Regions from separate parts of the Homo sapiens genome. Here region 2 is linked to region 1. A link is a loop called in an ENCODE intact Hi-C map of the cell type or tissue named here. Cell type or tissue: heart right ventricle. All regions are shown on one strand. Links, peaks and the distances in the headings refer to the core of each region. The heading gives the core; the rest is flanking DNA. Region 1 overlaps MTHFD1 (methylenetetrahydrofolate dehydrogenase, cyclohydrolase and formyltetrahydrofolate synthetase 1). Region 2 has its middle 59 kb from the start of PLEKHG3.

The links. Peaks named below come from ENCODE experiments on the same cell type or tissue, not always from the same donor. Only the 100,000 strongest peaks of a DNase experiment are listed, where the experiment ranks them.
Region 2: a loop joins it to region 1, with 7 times the contacts of the local background. A loop is called at or near these places in 22 of 110 quality-filtered maps.

Annotation. Positions count from the first base shown.
Region 1 is chr14:64,423,416-64,435,442 of GRCh38, forward strand. MTHFD1 (methylenetetrahydrofolate dehydrogenase, cyclohydrolase and formyltetrahydrofolate synthetase 1) reads left to right here. Exons shown (of 28, transcript NM_005956.4): 9 at 1,389-1,516; 10 at 2,315-2,412; 11 at 2,604-2,777; 12 at 3,922-4,058; 13 at 6,769-6,815; 14 at 8,117-8,224; 15 at 8,372-8,446. Among named protein-coding and RNA genes, the nearest start is that of AKAP5, 36 kb to the right of the region's middle. RefSeq lists an enhancer at 6,636-6,930. In heart right ventricle, for the core only: CTCF peaks have their summits at 6,763 (motif pointing right) and 6,978; a DNase peak (open chromatin) is centred at 6,786.
Region 2 is chr14:64,639,341-64,651,367 of GRCh38, forward strand. No RefSeq gene overlaps it. Among named protein-coding and RNA genes, the nearest start is that of PLEKHG3, 59 kb to the right of the region's middle. In heart right ventricle, for the core only: no CTCF peak of the experiment used is centred there; DNase peaks (open chromatin) are centred at 6,101 and 6,401; H3K27ac peaks cover 1,965 bases.

The DNA.
Region 1 (12,027 bases), core at 1,799-9,798:
TTTTTTTTGAGACGGAGTTTCGCTCTTGTTGCCCAGGCTGGAGTGGAATGCTCACTGCAGCCTCCGCCTCCCGGGTTCAAGTGAGTCTCCTGCCTCAGCCTCTGAGCAGCTGGGATTACAGGTGCCCGCTACCAAGCCCAGCTGATTTTTTAATATTTTTAGTAGAGACGGGGTTTCACCATGCTGGCCAGGCTGGTCTCGGACTCCTGACCTCAGGTGATCCACCCGCCTTGGCCTCCCAAAGTGCTGGCATTACAGGTGTGAGCCACCACACCTGGCCCTAATTTTTAATAAAAGAGCTGATGCTACAGCTAATCTCTTTTTTTTCTGAGACAGAGTCTCGCTCTGTTGCCCAGGCTGGAGTGCAGTGACGCAATCTCCGCTCACTGCAAGCTCCGCCCCCCGGGTTCATGCCATTCTCCTGCCTCAGCCTCCCAAGTAGCTGGGACTACAGGTGCCCGCCACCATGCCCAGCTAATTTTTTTGTATTTTTAGCAGAGACGGGGTTTCACTGTGTTAGCCAGGATGGTCTTGATCTCCTGATCTGGTGATCCGCCCGCCTCGGCCTCCCAAAGTGCCTGCTAATCTCTTAATTCTGGCTTCTTGCCTCCACCTTGGAGCTTCTTCTCAGTTGTGGCGATCTGATCAGAGAGAAGTGGTGATGTCGCTAAAACTACCAGATGCAGCGCGGGAGCCTTATTGCTTCGAGGTCTAGGCCCGCCCCCAGCCCCTCCTGGAAGTGCACTGAAGCCAAGTGTAGGATGTTCTTTGTGTGAGTGAGCAATGATGCATCATTGGGTTTTGTTCTCTTGAATAGCTATTCTTTGCTGGTAAGATTTGTAGTTGTTCTTGTGTCCTTTTAAGGGAAGTGTAATTATATTCTTTGCCTTTAGCATACATTTAAGTAGCTGTGTCTTTGGAATTGGATGTTGAATTGTTCCTCCAGCTCACACATGGAGCTCACAAAATGCTGACAGTTGCTGTAGAAACGATATCTGGCAGCTGTGACAGAGTTGGATCTTTGTGCACCCAAAAAATTTCCTTTGTAGGCTTTAGCAAATTAACATTTTAAAATGGGTGCTCATTATATACTGGGTAGTTGGTTTTAAGAATAAAAAACAGTTGGTATTTTATTTGCCACCTGAGAGACTACAAAAGGATTCTCCAGGTTCTGTAAAACCACTTATGCATCTTGTGAATTTTTGCAGGTAAAATAATTTTCTCCCTAAGAAATAGCAAACATCTGTCATTCCATAGCTTTTAAGTTAAGTAGGCACTGGAGCCTGATGGGACTAACACACCCTACAATTCTGCTGAGTTTTTGTCGTAACTGATCACCAGGACTGTGATTCTGAGACTTAGTTTTGATTTCTCCCCCACTTGACCAGATGATAAAAAACCAAATGGGAGAAAAGTTGTGGGTGATGTGGCATACGACGAGGCCAAAGAGAGGGCGAGCTTCATCACTCCTGTTCCTGGCGGCGTAGGGCCCATGACAGTTGCAATGCTCATGCAGGTAATTGTGAATAAAAGTTTCTATAAGAGTTCTGAAAAGCTGATCGAGTTTTGGCTGCTTTTCTCCCCAAGTAGAAATGTCAAAAACCTACTCAGAAGTAAAGATGTGAATTTATTGAGAAAAAGGGAAGGGAAGAATAGAGAAATAAGATCAGGCACATTAATAGAGGAAAGTAGGGATGGCATAATTCCAGTCTGTTTTGGAATATAATAACTTTGAAAGAAGAAAAGTGCGATCACACTGGCTTGGCCAGGTCTGTTTTGGTTTGCCTTCCCTTTCTTTTTTTTTTTTTTTTTTTGAGACGGAGTTTTGCTCTTGCTGCCCAGGCTGGAGTGCAATGGTGTGATCTTGGCTTACCGCAACCTCCATCTCCCTGATTCAAGTGATTCTCCTGCCTCAGCCTCCTGAGTAGCTGGGATTACAGGTGTGCACCACCACGCCCGGCGAATTTTGTATTTTTAGTAGAGACAGGTTTCTCCACGTTGGTTAGGCTGGTCTGGAACTCCCGACCTCAGGTGATCCGCCCACCTTGGCCTTCCAAAGTGCTGGGATTAGAGGTGTGAGCCACCGTGCCCGGCCTGTTTTCCCTTTCTAACATGCACCAGCTGACAGGGGCCAGGCGAGCAGCCCCAAAGCATGTTAGGTGCCTCTTGACTCTTAGCTAGGATTGAAGCATGGTAATAAGTGGGTCTGAAGCAGTTCATTTTGTGATTGAACTGGAGTGACCTGGAGCTTGAAACTGAGGTGAGGATTAAAATAACCACCTCTTCTAAGTTTCATTTATTTCATTTTGCTTAGAGCACAGTAGAGAGTGCCAAGCGTTTCCTGGAGAAATTTAAGCCAGGAAAGTGGATGATTCAGTATAACAACCTTAACCTCAAGACACCTGTTCCAAGGTAAAAATAAAGTTTTACTGATTTAAAACTTTGTGAATTGTTGGTTTTTAGTTGACAGATACTGTGGGTTCACATATGCTCCCTCTGAAGGTGCCTTCAGTGGTTGGGGTTGGGTTGGGGGCTTGTTACTACTGTGGGATTAATTAAACTCAGTGGATAAACATTAATACCTATTTTCTATGTTTCCAAAGTGACATTGATATATCACGATCTTGTAAACCGAAGCCCATTGGTAAGCTGGCTCGAGAAATTGGTCTGCTGTCTGAAGAGGTAGAATTATATGGTGAAACAAAGGCCAAAGTTCTGCTGTCAGCACTAGAACGCCTGAAGCACCGGCCTGATGGGAAATACGTGGTGGTGACTGGGTATGCTTTTTATTCATGTTGCCATCCAAATCTTAGTATCAGTCCTGATACTAAGGCGTTGCATTTGCACTTGGCACATGTATGTAGAGGTGCCTTTAATTTGATTTTAGCATTTTCACCCGTATTTGATCTCATTTGATCCTTACAGCAATCCTGAGAGGTAGGTAAGAATAGATTATAATCATAGATGAGAAAATTGGTCAAGGTTATCCATCTAGTAAGTGGAAGAGTTTGGTCTTAAAACCCGGTCTTAAGATAGAATCACCTTTTGCTGTTGTTGTTGTTGTTGTTGTTTTGAGACAGAGTCTCGCTCTGTTGCCCAGGCTGGAGTGCAGTGGCACGATCTCGGCTCACCACAACCTCTGTCTCCCAAGTTCAAGCGGTTCTCCTGCCTCAGCCTCCCGAGTAGCTGGGACTACAGGTGCAAGGCACCACACCCAGCTAATTTTTGTATTTTTAGTAGAGAGTGTGTTTCACTATGTTGGCCAGGCTGGTCTCGAACTCCTGACCTTGTGATCCACCCACCTCAGCCTCCCAAAGTGCTGGGATTACAGGCGTGAGCCACCACACCCGGCCAGAATCACCTTTTTGAACCCAAAATTCATTAATTCGATGGATTTACTAAGCATTCATTTTTATTGCTGGGCTGAGGTTATATTAAAAAGCTAGTTTTTGAGAATATAAAATGAGAAATTAAAATTATAGCCGTGTCTCTACAAGATAAAGTATATTTGCTTCTTACAGCAAGAAGAGCTAAAATACAGGAATCATTTTTTTTCTTAAAGTTTTTTGGAAATTACAACTAAGACTTTTGAAAAAGATATCTTTCAGGGCTTTTGTCTTTCTTTTTCTTTGTCTTTTCTTTCTTTTTTTTTCTTTAAGAGATGGGGGTTTGCTCTGTTGCCCAGGCTGGAGTACAGTGGTGCAGTCATAGCTTACTGTAGCCTGGAACTCCTGGGCTCAAGTGATCCTCTTGCCTCAGCCTCCTATATAGCTGGGACTACAGGCATACACTGCTATGCCTGACTTTGTCTTTCTTAATCTTTAGATTACGAGTCATTCTCTAGGATCTGCTAGGTATGACTTAGTGATTCAGATACACTTAATTCTTTAAACCTTTTTCTCTTTTGCTTTCGTCTTGAAGAATAACTCCAACACCCCTGGGAGAAGGGAAAAGCACAACTACAATCGGGCTAGTGCAAGCCCTTGGTGCCCATCTCTACCAGAATGTCTTTGCGTGTGTGCGACAGCCTTCTCAGGGCCCCACCTTTGGAATAAAAGGTACTAGTGAGACTGGACCATGGGTGGTGACAGGGGACCTGCTTCTCCTTCAGTCCTCCCAGGCCCACGCAACCTATGATACTTATGGGGTCTTCAACTCATTTCAACACCAGGAATGTCATTCTCACAAACCTCTGTAGTCATGCTTTTGATGAAGGCTGTCATTGGATCTCCCCAGCTCCTGCTGTCACTGTTGGCCACTGCACAGGGATTCTCTGGGATGGGTGATATGTAGCTGGAGGTGCTTTTATTTGACCCTCATAGTCCACTGCTACAGTAACCATAAAGGTAATCATAGCTACTGATCATCTTACAGACACTCTAGAGACAATGACAAACCCCACAGATGTTTCACCTTGTTGGGAATAAGAAAAGCCTACCTTTATTGAATATATGCTTTGTGCCAGATATTGTGCTGAGCAGTTTTTGCATATTATTCTATCATCCAGTACGAGATAGTATTGTCACCATTTTAAAATAGCAGCAACTGGGACTTCAGAGGTGGCTTGGTCAAAGGCACCTGTATTAAGTACCAGAGTGATTCTTCCATGTCTATTTCAAGCTCTAAATTACTACCATACTCGCACTTTACCTTCAGATTTTTATTGCTGCGGTACTAAGAACATGTGTTTTTTTTTTTTTTTTTTTTTTTTTGAGACAGGGTCTCACTCACTCTGTCGCCCAGGCTGGAATGCAGTGGTGTGATCTCGGCTCATTGCAACCTCTCCACCTTCTGGGTTCAAGAGACTCTCCTGCCACAGCCTCCCGAGTAGCTGGGATTACAGGCACGCATGACCATGCCTGGCTAATTTTTGTATTTTTGGTAGAGACGGGGTTTCACCATTTTGGCCAGGCTGGTCTTGAACTTCTGACCTCAAGTGATCTGCCTGTCTCAGCCTTCCAAACTGGTAGGACTATAGGCATGAGCCACCGTGCCAAGCTGCTGTCTTAATTAAAATAATGTTTATTAATTATGATAGGTTCTTAGAGTTAGCTTTCTCTGCTTGGTGAGGGTATCACATTTTGCTTGTTCTAGCAATTACTACAAATGTTGACACCGGGAACACCTTCACCCTTCCACCTTTTTTTTTTTTTTTGGAGACACAGTCTCGCTCTGTTGCCTGGGCTGGAGTACAGTGGCACGATCTTGGCTCACTGCAACCTCCGCCTCCTGGTTTCAAGCAATTCTCCTGCCTCAGCCTCCCAAGTAGCTGGGACTACAGGTGCGTGCCACCATGCCTGGCTAATTTTTGTGTTTTTAGTAGAGATGGGGTTTCACTATATTGGCCAGGCTGGTCTTGAACTCCTGACCTTGTGATCTGCCCACCTTGGCCTCCCAATGTGCTGGGATAATAGGCATGAGCCACCGTGCCCAGCCCACCCTTCCACCTATTTTATAAATGTAATCACTTTGTTCTGCTCTTGAGCTTGTCTTAACCCCCTTTCAACTTCAGCACGAGCTATTCCTTGTTCTGCTTATTGAACCCATTATTTTCCTTTTACTCTTACTGCAAATTGCCTCACTGCACGGTCTCTGCCTCACAAAAACAAAATACATATTAATATATCTCTGGGCTGGGTGCAGTGGCTCATGCCTAAAATCCCAGCACTTTGGGAGGGTGAGGTGGTAGATTACTTGAGGCCAGGAGTTCGAGACCAGCCAGGCCAACATGGCAAACCCCGTCTCTATTAAAAACACAAAAATTAGCTGGGCATGGTGGTATGTGCCTGTAATCCCAGACCATTACCCTCCAGCCTGTGAGACAGTATGAGACTCTGTCTAAAAAAATATATATCTGATTTACATTTATTGCACTGATAATGTGGTAACCTGGACTTTTTTTGTTTGTTTGTTTGTTTTTTTTGAGACAGAGTCTTGCTCTGTCTGGAGTCCCAGCTCAGGCTGGAGTGCAGTGGCATGATCATAACTCACTGCAGCCTTGATCTCCCAGGCTAGGACTATAGGCATGAGCAGCCATGCTTGGTGTCCTGAACATTTTCAACTGGCTTTTGGCTAATACAGATTGAGCATCAGAAATCTAGAAACCTGAAATCTGAAAGGCTCCAAAATTCTAAACTTTTTGAGTGCTGACACGATGCTCAAAGGACATGCTCATTGGATCATTTCAGATTTTAAATCCTGGATTTGGGATGCTGGATCAGTATGATGAAAATATTCCAAAATCTGGAAAACAAAAACCCAAATCCAAAACCCAAATCCAAGCATTTTAAATAAGGGATACTCAACCTGTAATCCAAGTAGCCCAAAAAAATCTAGCAATTAGGCTGCTTTCTAACAGCCTAATCTATTTATCTCTATTTAGGAAAAATTATAGTCTTTTTGTTAGGTGTATGTATTTTAAATATTTCTGTTTTAAAAGCCAAAGTAGCTTTATGAGAGTAGGAAATTGAACAGGTTGCCTTTATGTAACTGTCAGCTGGGTGTTTTAACAAATGCCAGTAATTACAAGGAACATATTTCTAAAGATAATGAGTAGGTATATATTTGTTCATGGTTTTGTCATTTAAACTCAGATTTCAATTGAGAGACTAGTATTAGAAAACACTTGATCAAAACTGTCCAAATGATTCTAAAAAATAAATAAATAAATGTGCTTAGTAGTTACAATAATGCATTTGCATTTATTTGATTTCTAAGTCATTGGAGAAGCATGCTTAACTGAGCTTCCACCCTTGACCTGTCCCCTAGGTGGCGCTGCAGGAGGCGGCTACTCCCAGGTCATTCCTATGGAAGAGGTAAAGTATTCTGGGATTTGGCTGAATTAGATCCCCCTTTTTTTGTCGGGGGGGAGGGTGCTGAATTAGCTCCCTTTTTTTCCCCATGACGGAGTCTTGCTCTGTTGCCCAGAGCTGGAGTGCAATGGCGCAATCTCGGCTCACTGCAACCTCTGCCTCCCAGGTTCAAGCAACTCTCCTGCGTCAGCCTCCCGAGTAGCTGGGATTACAGGCATGCACCACCACGCTCAGCTAATTTTGTATTTTTAGTAGAGACGGGGTTTCACCGTGTTGGCCAAGCTGGTCTTGAACTCCTGACCTCGTGATCCGCCCACCTCGGCCTCCCAAAGTGCTGGTATTATAGGCGTGAGCCACCGCACCCAGCCTAGATTCTTTATTATAGCTTTTTCTCTCTGGAGATTAGCCTTTTTTGTAGAGCTCTTAGCGGACAAATGACTTGTTTCTCAGCAAAAGCAACACCTAGGGGGAAAACAACTTAATTTGCAGACTTGTGATACAGCTTGGTTTCAAACTTTGGCTTTCAGTGGGAATGATTATTATAAGCAAATGACCAAATGAAGCATGGTATCGGGAAGCACCAACACACAGCGATTTCAGAATTCATTTATGTAACTGCAGAAATTGGAACATTACATAGACATAGAGTCGGTGCTGCTCCCGTGCACTCCTCCTCGCTGTTTTGAGGTGTGTCCTCAGTAACCCAGTGTGGCTGTTGATCCCAGTGGTGTGGTATTTGTGGTCTCTGGACATCTCATTTTGGAAAAACTGCAAGTTCTGTATTTGGGAGGAGATTCTTCTGTGGACAGATAATTAGTCTTTTATGTTTTCTTTTTCTTTTTCTTTTTCTTTTTTTTTTTTTTTTAAGACAGAGTCTCACTCTGTCACCCAGGCTGGAGTGTAGTGGTGTGATCTTGGGTCACTGCAACCTCCACCTCCCAAGTTCTCCTGCCTCAGCCTTCCAAGTAGCTGGGATTACAGGTGCGCACTACCACACTTGGCTACTTTTTATGTTTTTAGTAGAGATGGGGTTTCGCCATGTTGCCCAGGGTGGTCTTGAACTCCTGGCCTGAAGTGATCCGCCCGCCTCGGCCTCCCAAAGTGCTGGTATTATAGTTGTGAGCTACCACACCCAGCCAGTCATTTATGTTTTCAAGAACTCCCTATATTGGGTGTTTGTCCACTAACTGGGCTGCCTTCAGTATTCCATTGGCTTTAAAATAGGGATTGAGCTTTGCAATAGAATGAAAGTTGGAAAGATACAGAGCAGCTGGGAGACTAATGTGGCTTCTGTTCTTTTGTAGTTTAATCTCCACCTCACAGGTGACATCCATGCCATCACTGCAGCTAATAACCTCGTTGCTGCGGCCATTGATGCTCGGATATTTCATGAACTGACCCAGACAGACAAGGTAGGATGCCAAAGCCCCATGAACCCCATTGAACAGTTTTGAAAGTATTGAACCATCTGAATTAGTGTTGGTGTCTTGGGTGCTGAGGATGCAGGTAGCAAAGCAGTGGGGCTCCTCTCATTTTAAAGCCCCTTTCTTTTCTTTAAGGCTCTCTTTAATCGTTTGGTGCCATCAGTAAATGGAGTGAGAAGGTTCTCTGACATCCAAATCCGAAGGTTAAAGGTAAGCTTTTTTTCTTCCACATTTTTTATATTGTATGGAATCTGGAATCTGATCATTGATTAGGACATAAAAGTCTTCTTGGAGTAGCCTATTTTAGATGAAGTTACATCAGTAATCATAGTCTTAAAGTCATGATATACATAGCAAAGATGGATGGTAGAGGTTATTTCTCATTTATCTATAGATTAGAAGTGGCTAGTGTGGAATAAATAGAACACTGACAACCTGCCCTCAGCTAAGAAAGAAACGACACTTCCTTTATAACATGAACAAGAGTCAGGATGTCACTGTGGCGGCATAGCAGCCTTTGGAGTTTGCATCATTGGGACCTTAAGCAAATTTGTTAAATGACTTGTTTCTCCGCTTACTTGTCTGTAAAATAATACTTGCCTTGCCCTGAATAGATAAGGGTCTGTGTTAAACAGTTAAAACCATAGTTATATCTATATTTTATTTGAATTTCTGTAACAAATACATAGTTAGTAAGCATACACCATACCACCTGACCCAGAAATCTCACCCAAAATAAATGAAAACTCTGTTCACATAAAAATCTGTACATTAATGTTTTTAGCAGCTCTATTAATAATTTCCAAAAACTGGGAACTAATCTAAATGTCTTTCATTGGATGAATAAATAAACAAACTGGTACATCCATCCAATAAAAATAAATGAGCTATTGATACAAGCAACAACTTGGATGAATTTCAGTGGCATTATGCTGGGTGAAAGAAGCCAGTCTCAAAAGCTTGCATATTGCATGCCTCCATTTATATGATATTCTCAATAAGAGAAAACTATAGTGCTAGGGAACAGATCAATAGATGTTAAGGGTATGGATGAAGGGAGGGTATGACCATAAAGGAACAGCAAAGGAGAGGTGTTTTGTTTTGTTTTTTGTTTTCTTTTTTGAGACAGCGTCTCTCTCTGTAACCCGGCTGGAGTGCAGAGGCACAATCACAGCTCACTATAGCTTCCACCTTCCAGGTTCAAGCAATCCTCTCATCTTAGCCTCCTGAGCACCTGGGACTATAGGTACACACACCACCACACCTGGCTAATTTTTTATTTTATTTTTTTGTAGAGACCGTGTCTCACCATATTGTCCAGGCTGGTCTCAAACTCCTGGTCTAAAGCGATGGTCCTGCCTCAGCCTCCCAAAGTGTTGGGATTACTGGCGTGAGCCACCACGTCTGGCCACAAGGGATTTTTTGTTTTTGTTTTTCTGTTTTTTAATTTTTCAAAAATTTATTGGTTGGTTGTTTGTTTGTTTGTTTAAGACAGAGTCTCACTCTATCTCCCAGGCTGGAGTGCAATGGTGTGATCTCAGCTCACTGCAACCTCCACCTCTCAGGTTCAAGCAGTTCTCCTGCCTCAGCCTGAATAGCTGGGGTTACAGGTGCCTGCCACCATGCCCAGCTAATTTTGGTATTTTTAGTAGAGAGAAGGTTTCATCATGTTGGCCAGGCTGGTCTCGAACTCCTGACCTCAGGTGACCCACCCGCCTTGGCCTCTCAAAGTGCTGGGATTACAGGCGTGAGCCACTGTACCCGGCCTGTTTGTTTATGTTTTTGAGAAAAGCTTTTACTCTGTCACCCAGGCTGGAGTGCCGTGGTGCAATCACATCTTACTACAGCCTCAACCTCCAGGACTCAAGTGATTCTCCCACCTCACCCAACTAGGTAGCTGAGACTACAGCCAGGTACCACCATGCCCAGATTTTTATATATTGTGTAGAGACCGGGTTTTGCCGTGTTGCCCAGGCTGATCTCAAGCTTCTGGGCTCAAGCAATCTGCCTACCTTGGCATACCAAAGTGCTGGGATTACTTGCATGAACCACTGAGCTCAGCATTTTTTTTTTTTTTTTTTTTTTAAGAGATGAGGAGGCCAGGCGTGGTGGCTCATACCTGTAATCCCAGAACGTTGGGAAGCTGAGGCAGGTGGATCACCTGAGGTTGGGAGTTTGAGACCAGCCTGACCAACATGGAGAAACCCCATCTCTACTAAAAATACAAAATTAGCTGGGCATGGTGGTGCACGCCTGTAGCCCCAGCTACTCGAGAGGCTGACACAAGAGAATCGCTTGAACCTGGGAGGCGGAGGTTGCAGTGAGCTGAGGATGCCCCACTGCACTCCAGCCTGGGTGACAGACAGAGACTGTCTCAAAAAAAATTGGGTTTGTGTTTTACAACACTTCTTGGTCACTATGATACTATGATTATTTAGGTCTAGGCTTAGGGAAATCTTCTGGTGCTCAGTTATAGGGACAAACATGTTAATAATACCTTTGTACATGTGTGAGTAATGTGAATTTGCAGATATCGGGATAAAATCACTTTTGTCAGACCCAGAAAAAACAGGGCTGGGAAAACATGAAGAAGAGGAGGCTTACACTTACGTGTCTGTGATAAGAACTGTTTGCAAGGCCTGTAATCCCAGCACTTTGGGAGGCCAAGGCAGGAGGATGACTTGAGCCCAGCAGTTCGAGACCAGCCTGAGCAATGAAGCAAAACCTCGTCTCTACAAAAAAATTTAAAAACGAGCCAGGTGTGGTGGCATGCACCTGTAGTTATACCCAGCTACTCGGGAGGCTAAGGCAGGAGCATCCCTTGAACCCAGAAGTTCAAGGTTGCAGTGAGCTATCATTGGGCCACTATAATCTAGCCTAAGTGACAGAATGAGACCTCATCTCAAAAAAACAAAAGCAAAAATTGTTTCCAACAACTTTATAAAACCCCAAAAGAAATCCCTTCACGTCCTTCACACATCTCCTGCTTTGCACAGCTTGCACATTTCAAATGTATACTTATGTTTCCATGACAAGACTTATCACTAGACATTCTTCAGGATGGGAGTAATTCAGATAAGATGCTCTTGAAAGTACACTTATCCAGCAACGGCAACTGCACCAATGAATTGACAACTCTGGCTTTGAGCTTCTGGGAGCGATGAATTCTGTTTTTTTTTTTTTTTTGAGACAGGGTCTTGCTCTGTCACCCAGGCTGTAGTGCAGTGGCACAATCATGGCTCACTGCAGCCTTGACCTGAACTCTCTAAGCAGACTACGTGAAGCTCTCCCTCTTTTCTTTTTTTTTTTTTTTTTTTTTTTTTTGAGATGGAGTCTCACCCAGGCTGGAGTGCAGTGGCGTGATCTTGGCTTACTGCAACCTCTACCTCCTGGGTTCAAGCAGTTCTGCTGTCTCAGCCTCCCAAGTAGCTGGGATTATAGTCACCCACCACCATGCCCAGCTAATTTTTGTATTTTTTAGTAGAGACAGGGTTTCACCGTGTTGGCCAGGCTGGTCTCAAACTCCTGACCTCAGGTGATCTGCCCATCTCAGCTTCCCATAGTGCTGGGATTACAGGCTCAGCCACAGGCTGAGCTTCACGCCTAGCTGAAGCTCTCCTTCTTTGCTAGTAAAATCTTCCCTTCCCTCACTAGGCATATTTGTGGCATCCCAGGTTATAATCCTCGTTGCTCATTCCTGAATAAACTCAACCTACTTGGAGATAATTTTTTGTAATGTCTTTCTTTAGGCTGACAGTAGGAAATAACCCCCAGCTTTCAGTTTTTCCTTC
Region 2 (12,027 bases), core at 2,272-10,271, 220 kb after region 1:
ATATAGGGTAACTTCCTGACGTTGCCATGGCATTTGTAAACTGTCATGGCACTAATGAGAGTGTAGCAGTGAGGATGACCAGAGGTCACTCTTGTGGCTATCTTGGTTTTGGTGTGTTTTGGCCAGCTTTTTTACTGCAACCTGTTTTATCAGCAAAGTCTCTATGACCTGTATTTTGTGCCGCCCTTTTACCTTATCCTGTCATTTAGAATGTCTTAACCGTCTGGGAATGCAGCCCAGTAGGTTTCAGCCTCATTTTACCCAGCTCCTGTTCAGAGTTGCTCTGGTTCACAGGCCTCTGACAGGACCACAATAGGAAACTCACTTAGCTAAACATCTGCCAAGACAGTGAGAGAGAAAAGAGGAGGGGAGGGAGAGGGAAGGTAAGAGAAAGTGAGAACAAGGTTCTGTAGAGCCAGGAAACCACCCCCTGAGCAGCTCCCTTTCTCTGCAAGACTTGCAGTGGAGGGCATGAAGCATAACCAGATGCAGCTCCTCTGTGAGGAGACTCAGGGCCTAGGACTGTTCCTTGGCGTTCAAACTGTTGCAGGATTGTACCTGAGCCTCAGCCCTTGATAGTTTTCATCAGATACCCTCCTGGCCTGATGTGAAACCAGGCAGCACTCCATTCATACACAAGTTTCCCCTTTGTTCACAGAGGTGCAATCTACACAAAACGCGCAGTGAAAATGTGCACATGTTTTTAGGGGGAGACTTTGTGTTGGCATATCCCAACTTAGGAATCCATTGAACTGAGCATTGCAGGTATGTACTCATATAAATTATGTCCTGTGAAAAATAGGAAAGAAGAGCACATCTGATCACTGTAAAAGCAGTTAATTCGGGCCAGGCGCGGTGGCTCACGCCTGTAATCCCAGCACTTTGGGAGGCCGAGGCGGACGGCTCACGGCTCATGGAGTCAGGAGTTTGAGACCAGCTTGGCCAATATAGTGAACCCCCGTCTCTACTAAAAATACAAAAATTAGCCGGGCACGGTGGCATGCGCCTGTGGTCCCAGCTACTCGGGAGGCTGAGGCAGAAGAATCACCTGAACCCGGGAGGTGGAGGTTGCAGTGAGCAAAGATTGCGCCACTGCACTCCAGCTTGGGCAACAGAGACTTCATCTCAAGGAAAAAAAAAAAAGCAGTTAATTCTTAATTTTTTTTTTTTAAACAGGGTCTCACTGCAACCTCTGCCTCCTGGGTTCAAGTGATTCTTGTGCCTCAGCCTCCCAAGTAGCTTGGACTACAGGTGCCCGCCACCATGTCTGGCTAATTTTTGTATTTTTTGCTAGAGACAAGGTTTCACCATGTTGGCCAGGCTGGTCTCAAACTCCTGACCTCAAGTGATTTGTCCACCTTGTCCTCCTAAAGTGCTGGGATTACAGGCATAAGCCACTGCACCCAGCTGTAAAAGCAGTTAATTCTATCTTGTAGTCTCATGAATGGGCATTGTTGACAGACGAAAGACCACCCTCAAATTCAACCAATCATAACTCAGCAATGCCCAACACCTGTCATTGGGGTTTAGTGACTGAACCTGGGCTTAGCTGCTTTGTTATAAGCAAATTAGATGAATTGAAAGAGTTGAATCATTTGTGCTTGTTAACAGCAATTAAACAAAACAAGAGATTGCAGTAAGAGAAAAAAATTGAACCAGGTCATTCACAAGGTAAAGAAGCCAGCTTTGGCAGGTTATAGCTTGTTTATGTGTGACTTCAGCCTTAGGTAGTTGTAATATAATCAAGGGATGGAGTAGGGTCAGGAGTATAGCCTGCAAGTTCTTTAGGAAGTGTATGACATGCATTTTATTTCAATGCTAATCTAAAATCATAGCAACGTGAGCATAATTTGGTTCATTTTTATGTCCACTCTGAATTTATGACAGATTTCTACCATGTGACTTCAAAGTGATGCTTTGCATATATGTTTATGATTACCTTGGGGCCATATGATTATCCAAAGTGACAAACTTTAAATTTTCCAAAATAGACTTTTTTTTGAGACAGAGTCTTGCTCTCCTGCCCAGGCTGGAGTGCAGTGGCGCAATCTTGGCTCACACAACCTCCGCCTCCCGGGTTCAAGTGATTCTCCTGCCTCAGCCTCCCGAGTAGCTGGGACTACAGGCGTGCACCACGATGTCTGGCTAATTTTTGTATTTTTAGTAGAGATGTGGTTTTGCTATGTTGGCCAGGCTGGTCTCGAACTCCTGACCTCATGATCTGCCTGCCTCAGCCTTCCAAAGTGCTGGGATTACAGGTGTGAGCCACTGTGCCTGGGCTTTTTTTTTCTTTTTTGAGACAGGCTCTCACTCTCTCACCCAGACTGGAGTGCAGTGGTGCGATCTTGGCTCACTGTAGCCTCAAACTCCTGGGCTCAGGGGATTCTCCTTCCTTGGCCTCCGAAATAGCTGAGACTACAGGCACACACCACCACACCTGGCTAATTTTTAATTTTTATTTTGTAGAGTTGGGATCTCTCTATGTTGCCCAGGCTGATCTCAAACTCCTGGGTTCAAGTGATCCTCCCACCTTGACCTCCCAAATTGCTAGGATTACAGGCATGAGTCACCATGCCTGCCTGACTTCATTTTTTAGAGCAGTTTTACATTCACAGTAAAATTGAGCAGAAGGTACATAGTGCACATATGCCTCCTCCCACGACGTGCAAAGCCTCCACCACCACCCACATCCCACACCAGAGTGGTACTTTTGTTATAATCAATGAACCTATCACACATCACTACCACCCAAAGTCCATTGTTTACATTTGGATTCACTCTTGCTGTTATACATTCTACGGGTTTTAGCAAATGTGTAATGACATGTGTCCACCATTATAGTATCATATGGAGTAGTTTCACTGCCCTAAAAATCCTCTGTGCTCTGCCTATTCATCCTTCTCCATCCCTTAGCTCCTGGCAACCACTGATCTTTTTATTGTCTCCATAGTTTTGCCTCTTTCAGAGTATCATGTAATTGGAGTCATACAGTATATAGCATTCTCAGATTGGCTTCTTTTGATTAGTAATATGCACTTAAGTTTCCTCCATGTCTTCATGGCTTGATAGATCATTTCTTCTTAGTGCTGAATCATATTCCATCAAATGGATGTACCACAGTTTATAAGAGTTTAACTTTTAATGCAATCTTTTTCAAATTAAAGTATTCTAAAGGACTCCTCAAGTTATAAATTGGCTGAACACTTGGTTTAAGTTCCTGGAGAGCTTTATAAAGCTTTATAACTCCTTGCAGCATAATGAGGTCACAGGGTAAACCCATGGATGTTCAAATCTCAACATAGAGTGTAGAAGCATCTTCTATGTTCACTGAAATTCCTTTCCGTTTCTTCCTAGGTACTCAGGTAGGCTCACTGTCCCAGCCTCCCTTGCATTTAGATGTAGCCAGTTCATTCTGGCTAATGAACTGTGAGTGGGAGTGGTCAAAATGGTTAAGAAATTAATGTGTCAAGATAACCAGACAGGTCAGTATAGAAAAGTCAATTGTATGTCTTTGGAAAGTGAAATTGCAAAAATAGTTCCCTTGTCAATAACATCAAAAAACACTAGCTAGGAATAAACAACAAAAGATATGTAAGACTTCTATACCAAAAACTACAAAAAAAGAGGCATATACTACTATGTCCATGGATTGAAAGAATATTATAAAGCTGTTAACTTCCCCAAATTTATTTATAGATTCAATTCAATTCCAATCAAAATCCCAGCAGACTTATATGTGTACATGTAAAAACTGATAAGCAAATTTTGAAATGCAAAGTGCTAAGCACAGCAAAGACAATCTTGAGGAAGAACAAAGATAGAAGATATAAAGCACTGATTTTTAAGCTACCATAACTAAAAGTGCATGATAGCAGAGAGAGCATAAACAAATAGACCAATATAATAAAATAGAGTCCCCAAATGGACCCACACATAAACAGTCACCTAATTTGCAACAAAGTTCCCACTGCAATGAAGTGGGAGGAAGAATGGTGTTATTCAACCAGGAAAAAACAAACCTTGATCTCTACATCATATCAAACGCAAAAATAAATTACAGATAAATCATAGACCTACATGTGAAAGGCAAAATAATAAAGCTTCTAAAAGATAACATAGAATATCTTCATGACCTTGAGGTAGACAAAGATTTCTTGAATGGTTCACAAAAAAATACTAACCATAAAAGAAAAGATTGACATTTCATAATTTTGTTAACGTTCAAAACTTCTGTTTATCAAGAATACCATGTAGAGAGTGAAAAGGAAAGCTCCAGAGTATGAGAGTATATCTGCAATACATATACTTGACAAAGAATTCATATCCAGAATATATAAATAACTTCTTCAAACCAATAAGAAAAGAACAGACTTCCCAATAGAAAAGTAGGCCAAAGCCTTGGACAGGAAATTCCCAAAACAGAATATCAAAATGGCTAATGAACCTATTAAAAGAGTCCTCAATAACATTAGTCATTAGGAAAATGCAAGTTAAAACCACAAGGAGACATCACTGCAGCCATACCAGCATAGCTAAATGAAAAAGAGACAATACCAAGTGTCAGCAAGGAGGTGGAGCAACTGGAAGTCTCATGCAATGCTGACGGGCATGTGGATTTGTCTAATCACTTTGGAAAACTATTTGCCAACATATACCAAATCTTTGCATATGTATGCCCTATGACCCAGGAATTCTACTTCTAGGTACATGCCCAACAGAAATGTACACGTACGTGCACCAAAAGACACATTCATAATAGCTTTATTGATAATAGCTTAAAACGGAAAACAACCTAATGCCCATTAGTAGTAGAATGAATGAATAAATCATGGTATGTTCATGCAATGGAATATTATACAGCAATGAAAGAGAATGAACTGTTGCTTCACGTCACAGTATGGATGAATCTCCCAAAGTGTTTTACGAAAGAAATGAGTGTACCTTCCTCATGCTGTCTTTTTTCATCTGCCAACTAAACGGCCAAGACTCCAAGGACCTAGAAAAGGATGGAGCCACAAAGTAGAGAGAGCTTGGGGGACCCTGAATGACTATGTGGGAGGCTTACCTGGCCAGGAACAGTCACCTTGTATTGTGACGAGTGAAAATAACTTTTATTGTGTTAATCGACTGAGAATTTGGATCATCTGTTACAGCAGCCAGCATTCATTCTCCTAGGTGGTAAATAGGGCAAAACACATTATGTGATAACAGATGGTACCATCAGAATGTGCTGGAGAAGCTCATGAGAAGAGAGCCTACCAGGAGCTGGCATGGACAGGAAAGGTCTCTTACCTTCAACAAGAGCTAGAACTCAGATGGAACGCTGAGCTTAGATAAGTGACTAGAGAGAGCAAGATCCTACTGTCAGAGGCATGCGAACGAGAACAACTCCATCTTGAATAGGGGCTGGGTAAAATAAGGCTGAAACCTACTAGGCTGCATTCCCAGAAGGTTAGGCATTCTAGTCACAGGATGAGATAGGAGGTCGGCACAAGACACAGGTCATGAAGACCTTGCTGATAAAACAGGTTGCAGTAAAGAAGCCGGCTAAATCTCACCAGAACCAAGATGGCCACGAGACTGGCCTCTGGTCATCCTCACTGCTACACTCCCACCAGCGCCATGATGGTTTACAAATGCCATGGCAATGACAGGAAGTTATCCTATATGGTCTAAAAAGGGAGGCGTGAATAATCCACCCCTTGTTTAGCATGTAATCAAGAAATAAACACAAAAAATGGGCAACCAGCAGCCCTCGGGGCTGCTCTGTCCATGAAGTAGCCATTCTTTTGTTCCTTTACTTTCCTAATAAACTTGCTTCACTTTACTCTATGGACTTGCCCTGAATTCTTTCTTGTGTGAGATCCAAGAACCCTCTCTTGGGGTCTGGATTGGGTCCCCTTTCCTGTACCACTGCCAGGCGGGGGCAGAGGCACATGCTAAGGACAGGTAGAGAGCACCCAGTTCCTGCACGGGGAAGACAGGGTAGGGCCAGCTTTTGCAGAGGCCCCGTCATGCCCTGAAGGATCTTGGAAAAGAAGGGTTAAAGGCTGTTCTTTCCTTAGTAGAGCTGCCACCCACAATTTGAAATGACATATGTGCTCCGCCTACGCATTCAGGGCAGTTTCATGGGAGATGTGCGTAATTCCTTTAACCTGACAACATGACCTAGTGTCTCCTCTTTATTTTATAATGATCTACTTTTAAGAGAATTTATGGAGTCTGATGAATAGCTTCACATTTTTTCCTTTGAACTCCCAGATGCTGACCATATTCCAAATTCCAGCTGAAGTTCCCAGCCCTTCACCAGAGCCGTCTGGTAAATTTCTAACACTCCCCAGGACATTCCTGTTTCCTGCTGAGAAAGAAGAAAACAACAGTGCTTCCCTGAGGGCGGTTTGCTTCAGCCCCCAGGACTGGAAACTCCATTTTAGGAAAAGTGTTTACAAGGGTATAAAACTCGGAGAGGAAATGGCCTGGGAGTCTCTTGGGAAACCATCTGCGACCCCATCCTAAGGGTTTGCTGCAGAATTCTGTGGCATTCCTCAGCAGTGGGGCTGCCTAGGACATTCACTCTGATTTTGAAAATACATTGAAGTGCAAGTGTGTGTGCCAGTGGGCATCTGAAACAGCCCTGAGAAAATGACAGGCAAAGGTAAAAGAAGTGGGGGAGATAAAGAGAGAAGGAGGGAGGTGAAAGGCCTTTTTCTGCAAAAAGATCTCTTCCATGCATTTGAATATTTTTTAGGTACGGAAATATTCAAACATACAAAAATAGAGAAGATAGTGAAATGAACTACCATGTATTAAGTCATCCGGCTTCAACAAATATCGACATTTTGTACATCTTTTTCACCTATCTGCCCCCTCCTTTTTTTTTGCGGTAGAGCTGGGATTGGTAAATGACAATCCCATGGGCCAAATCCAGCCTGCCTCCTGTTCTTGTAAACAAAGTTTTATTGCAACACGGCCATGCCATTCACTTATGTATTTTCCATAGCTGCTTTTGCAACACAACAGCAAGGCTGAGCAGTCATGATAGAGACCATATGGCCCTCAAAAGCTAAAATATTTGCTATCCGGTCCTTTACAGAAAAAATTTGCTGGCCCCTACACTAGAGTCATTGCTGGGACCATAGGTGTGCACCACCACACCTGGCTAATTTTTATTATTATTATTAGTAGTAGTAGTAGTAGTAGAGTCAGAGTCTTGCTATATTGCTGAGGCTGGTCTTCAATTCCTGGGCTCAAGCGATCCTCCCACCTCAGCCTCCCAAAGTGCCATGATTACAGGTGTGAGCCACTGCACTAGGCTTAGAGTCCTAAAGCAAATACTAGACATCATATTATTTCATCTGGCTTCAAGTTTCCATCTCTAGCAGGTAAGAACTTTATAACTACCATACCAATAATGAAATGACCATGCCTAACAAAATTAGTAATTCCATCACCTCATCTCATTTATAATCTGTGTTGCAAATTACCCTAATATCTTGTGTTTTTTTTTTTTTTAAATAGAAACAGGGTCTCGCTATGTTGCCCAGGTTAGTCTTGAACTCCTGGGCTGAAGTGGTCCTCTCGTCTCGGTCTCCCAAAGTGCTGGGATTACAGGCGTGAGCCACCACGCCCAGCGCCCCCCAATATCTTTAAAAATATCTTTTTACAGTTATTTTTTTTACATCCTGATCTAAATAAAGTTCTCACATTGCATTTGGTTGATATATCTCTTAAGTATTTCTTAATCCGTTGTCATTTCTCCCTTACCCCCTTGCCTTCTTTCAATTACATTTATGTGTTAAAGAAACCAGGTCGTTTGTCCTCTGCAATCCCCACATGCTGGATATGGCTGGTTGAATCCTCACTGCATCATTTATCTCGACCGCAGTGCTTTTTTTTTTTTTTTTTTTGGGATGGAGTCTTGCTCTGTCGCCCAGGCTGGAGTGTAGTGGTGCTATCTCCACTCACTGCAAGCTCTGCCTCCTGGGTTCACACCATTCTCCTGCCTCAGCCTCCCAAGTAGCTGGGACTACAGGCTCCTGCCAACACGCCCGGCAAATTTTTTTTGTATTTTTAGTAGAGACAGGGTTTTACTGTGTTAGCCAGGATGGTCTCGATCTCCTGACCTCGTGATCTGCTCGCCTCGGCCTCCCAAAGTGCTGGGATTACAGGTGTGAGCCACCGTGCCCGGCCAACTGCAGTGCATTTTTAAGTGTCTGGGCCACATGAGGTGAAGTGGGAAAGGCCCCATTGCCCTTTCCAAGGGAGATGGGTGGAAAGATGTAGAATGAGAAGTCAATCGAATCAGACTGAGCATTGCCCCTTCAGGATGTGGAGGAGAGTATCAATTATAGTGACTTCTAAGGCTCGTGTAATGTAAACTGGTCCAGAAAGAATAAAATGTTATTTAACCTAACAAATGTCAGAGCTTATGGTACACAAGGAGTGGGAATAAAATCATATTAACATGAGGAACATCAATAGAATGATACAGGTGAGACACATACCATCTAGAACACTACACTATTTATATAAATTACAAGTACAAACAAAAAACCTCTATCTACTTGACAAGGACCTGCAGCAAACCCCAGAGTGGGTGCCTTTGGAAGGAGGCAGGGTTGGGAGAGACGATTGATGAGGAAAGGAAAAGACCAAGCAGAAGAGGAGGTAGGCCGGGCATGGTGGCTTATGCCTGTAATCCCAGCACTTTGGGAGGCTGAGGCGAATGGATCACCTGAGGTCAGGAGTTCAAGACCAGCCTGGCCAACGTGGTGAAACCCTGGCTCTATTAAAGATACAAAAAATTAGGCGGGCATGGTGGTGCATGCCTGTAATCCCAGCACTTTGGAAGGCCAAGGCGGGCAGATCACCTGAGATCAGGAGTTTAACACTAGCCTGGCCAACACGGCAAAACCCCGTCTCTACTAAACAAAATACAAAAATTAGCTGGGCATGTTTGTGGGCACCTGTAATCTCAGTTACTCAGAAGGCTGAGGCAGGAGAATCGTTTGAACCTGGGAGGTGGAGGTTGCAGTGAGCCAAGATCCTGCCACTGCACTCCAGCCTGGGCGACAGAGTGAGACTCTGTCTCGAAAAAAAAAAAAAAAAAAAAAAAAAAAAAAAAAAAAAGAAGAGGAGGTAGCGATGACCCTTGATGGAAATTCCCTTGAACTGGAGAGAATGATTAACTCAACTCTGCACCAAACAAACAAGCCAACAAGCACTGAGACTGGTCAGTGCTTATCTTGGAATGGTTTGTCACGTTTTTGGGAAAAGCGGTGAACACATCTGTCGCTCCTCTGGCTGGTGAGAAGACTGAACTCCATAGTGATCCCCAACCATACAGTCACCTCGCACTGCAGCATCACAATGGCTCAGCACAGGGGCCTCCACTGGCAGAAGAAAGAATCCCACAAGAGACCTCCTGCTGTAGCCAAGGAGGGGCTAAGGAACCCTGGACCAGGGGATATGGAAAAGTCAGTTGCCTGGAAAGAGGAAAACTTGGAGTACAGAAGAGAAGTTAAAAGAGAAAGACAGAAAGCAGCCTACAGCCCCACCACCTTATTTTGAAGGCCCAGGATTGCAGTTCTTATGGGTTGAATTGTGTTTCTTCCACAGAGGATAGGCTGGAATCCTCACCACCAGCACTTCATGATGTGACCCTATCTGGAGACAGGGTCTTTTTGTATTGTTTGTTTTTGGAGATAGGGTTAAACAAGTTAAAATGAGATCATTAGTGTGAACTCTAATTGACTATGACTGGTGTCCTTCTAAGAAGGGGAAATTGGCCGGGTGTGGTGGCTCACACCTATAATCCCAGCACTTTGGGAGGCTGAGGTGGGCGGATCACTTGAGGTCAGGAGTTCAAGACCAGACTGACCAATATGGTCAAACTCTCTCTTTAGTAAAAATACAAAAATTAGCTGGGCATGGTGGTGGGCACCTGTAATCCCAGCTACTCAGGAGGCTGAGGCAGGAGAATCACTTGAACCCGGGAGGCAGAGGTTGCAGTGAGCCCAGATTGTGCCATTGCACTCCAGCCTGGGCGACAAGAGTGAAACTTTGTATCAAAAAAAAAAAAGGGTAGGGTGGTGGGGGAATTTGCACACAGACATGTCCACAGGAGAACACCACGTGCAGATGGGAGTGATGTTGCCACACACCAAGGAACTAGAGCCAAGGAAGAGAGGCTTGGAACAGATCCCTCCCGAGCACCTTCCGAGTGAGTGAGCATGGCCCCGCTGGGACCTTGAGTGTGGACTTCCTGTCTCTAGAACTGTGAGACAGTAAATGTCTGTTGTAAGCCACCCAGTTTGTGGTACTTTGTTATTGCAGCCCTGGGCAGCTTGTGCAGCAACTCTCTCCCCTTATGTTGCTTTTGAGGCGATGACAGCGTTGTGTAGTTGAAACTCCTGCTCCTCCCACGGCACCGGATCTTCGAAGAACCACCTGGCCATCCACAAAGGATGGCTGACATCACCTCAGCCCCCTGGGGAGGATAGCAAGGCAGGTTCACAGAGAAAACCCCGTCAGGCATCCTAAAGGGACACTGGTGAAATGTCACAGCCCCTGTGTCATCGGGGGTGGTGGCAGCACAGGACTGATAGTTTGCGGTCAGCAGAGAAGATGTCCCTGGTCAGGAAAGAGCAATTCTCTGCTCACCTCAAAGGGACAAGGGATGAGGTGGGAAGGGGGAGGCTGCCACACCTGCGTTACGTGAACTGATAACACCTGGGCTCCAGAGCGCCCCGACCTAAAATGACCACAGCTGATTGAGAAAGCTGAGGACTGGGCTGGAGATTATGCATCTGCGCATGCTTTTTTAGTTCATTCTGTGGGAGCAACTTTTGGAGAATTGGAACAGATCGGGGGCGAATCAGGGGAAGGCAACTCTGAGGGGAACGTTCAGGGGAATTTAGAAGAAGGATGATAATGTAGGTGCAGAAGTCATTGCAGCCCGCCCCTTGAACTCGTCTCAGGAAGGTGTGCACTGGACGAGTCAAACAAGGTGCTGCACTTGAGCCTGAGTCTGGGTGCAGCAAGCTCCGCAGAGGCAGCGACTGTATCCTTGAATGGCTGGGATTGCTGGGGCCACTGCTGCCTAAGCAGGTCTGGAAATGGGGGTACAGCAAAAAGCTGTTTTATTGGGGTGTGTGTGTGTTTTGAGACAGGATCTTGCTCTGTTGCCCAGGCTGGAGTGCAGTGCCATGATCATAGCTCACTGCAGCCTTGAACTCCTGGGCTCAGGTGATCCTCCTGCCTCAGCCTCCCAAGTAGCTGGGACTACAGTTGCACCACCACACCCAGCTAATTTTTTTATTTTTATTTTTATTTTTGTAGAGATAGGGGTCTCATTATGTTGCCCAGTCTGGTCTCCAACTCCTGGCCTCTGGTCTCCAACTCCTGGCCTCAAGCAATCCTCCCACCTTGGCCTCCGAAGTGTTGGAATTACAGGCATGAGCCACTGCTCCTAGCCTGAAAGCTGTTGTTTTTATCCACCAGCTTCTCCCCCTCCCTTGCTACCTACCCACATTTGAGGGTTAGTGCAGGCCTCCTTCCCTTGGGGAAGGTGATCCTGATGAGGCTGCCAATCACAGTTCCCTTTCTTCCCCCTCACTTCAGCCCAAGAGGCAGGCATGAGACCCAAGCCTAGCCAATCAGAGCTCTTTATTGGGAGTTACGTCTTCTAAAGCAAGAAGTCCTCTCCCTCCTTAGGATGGCCAAACTGACATGATATGAGCCTAGAGCTGCCTGTAGCCATGTTGAGCCTAGCCCAGTCACAAATTCTGGGTCACTAAAGGTTAGTGAGAATCCTGATGACAACATATAAATATTTTTATTCTGTCCCTGCCCAACCTGTGGACACATGTCTGAGACCTAAGGAGAGAGATGGCTGTGAGTAAAAAGTGAGATCTCAGTAAAATCTCTACAGACCTCCAGGGCAAGGGCAGTGCATTGGAGAGGAGAGAAGCATCTTGCTACCACTTCAACATAGAGCAGCTCCAGCTTTGGTCCAGTGAGTTCTGC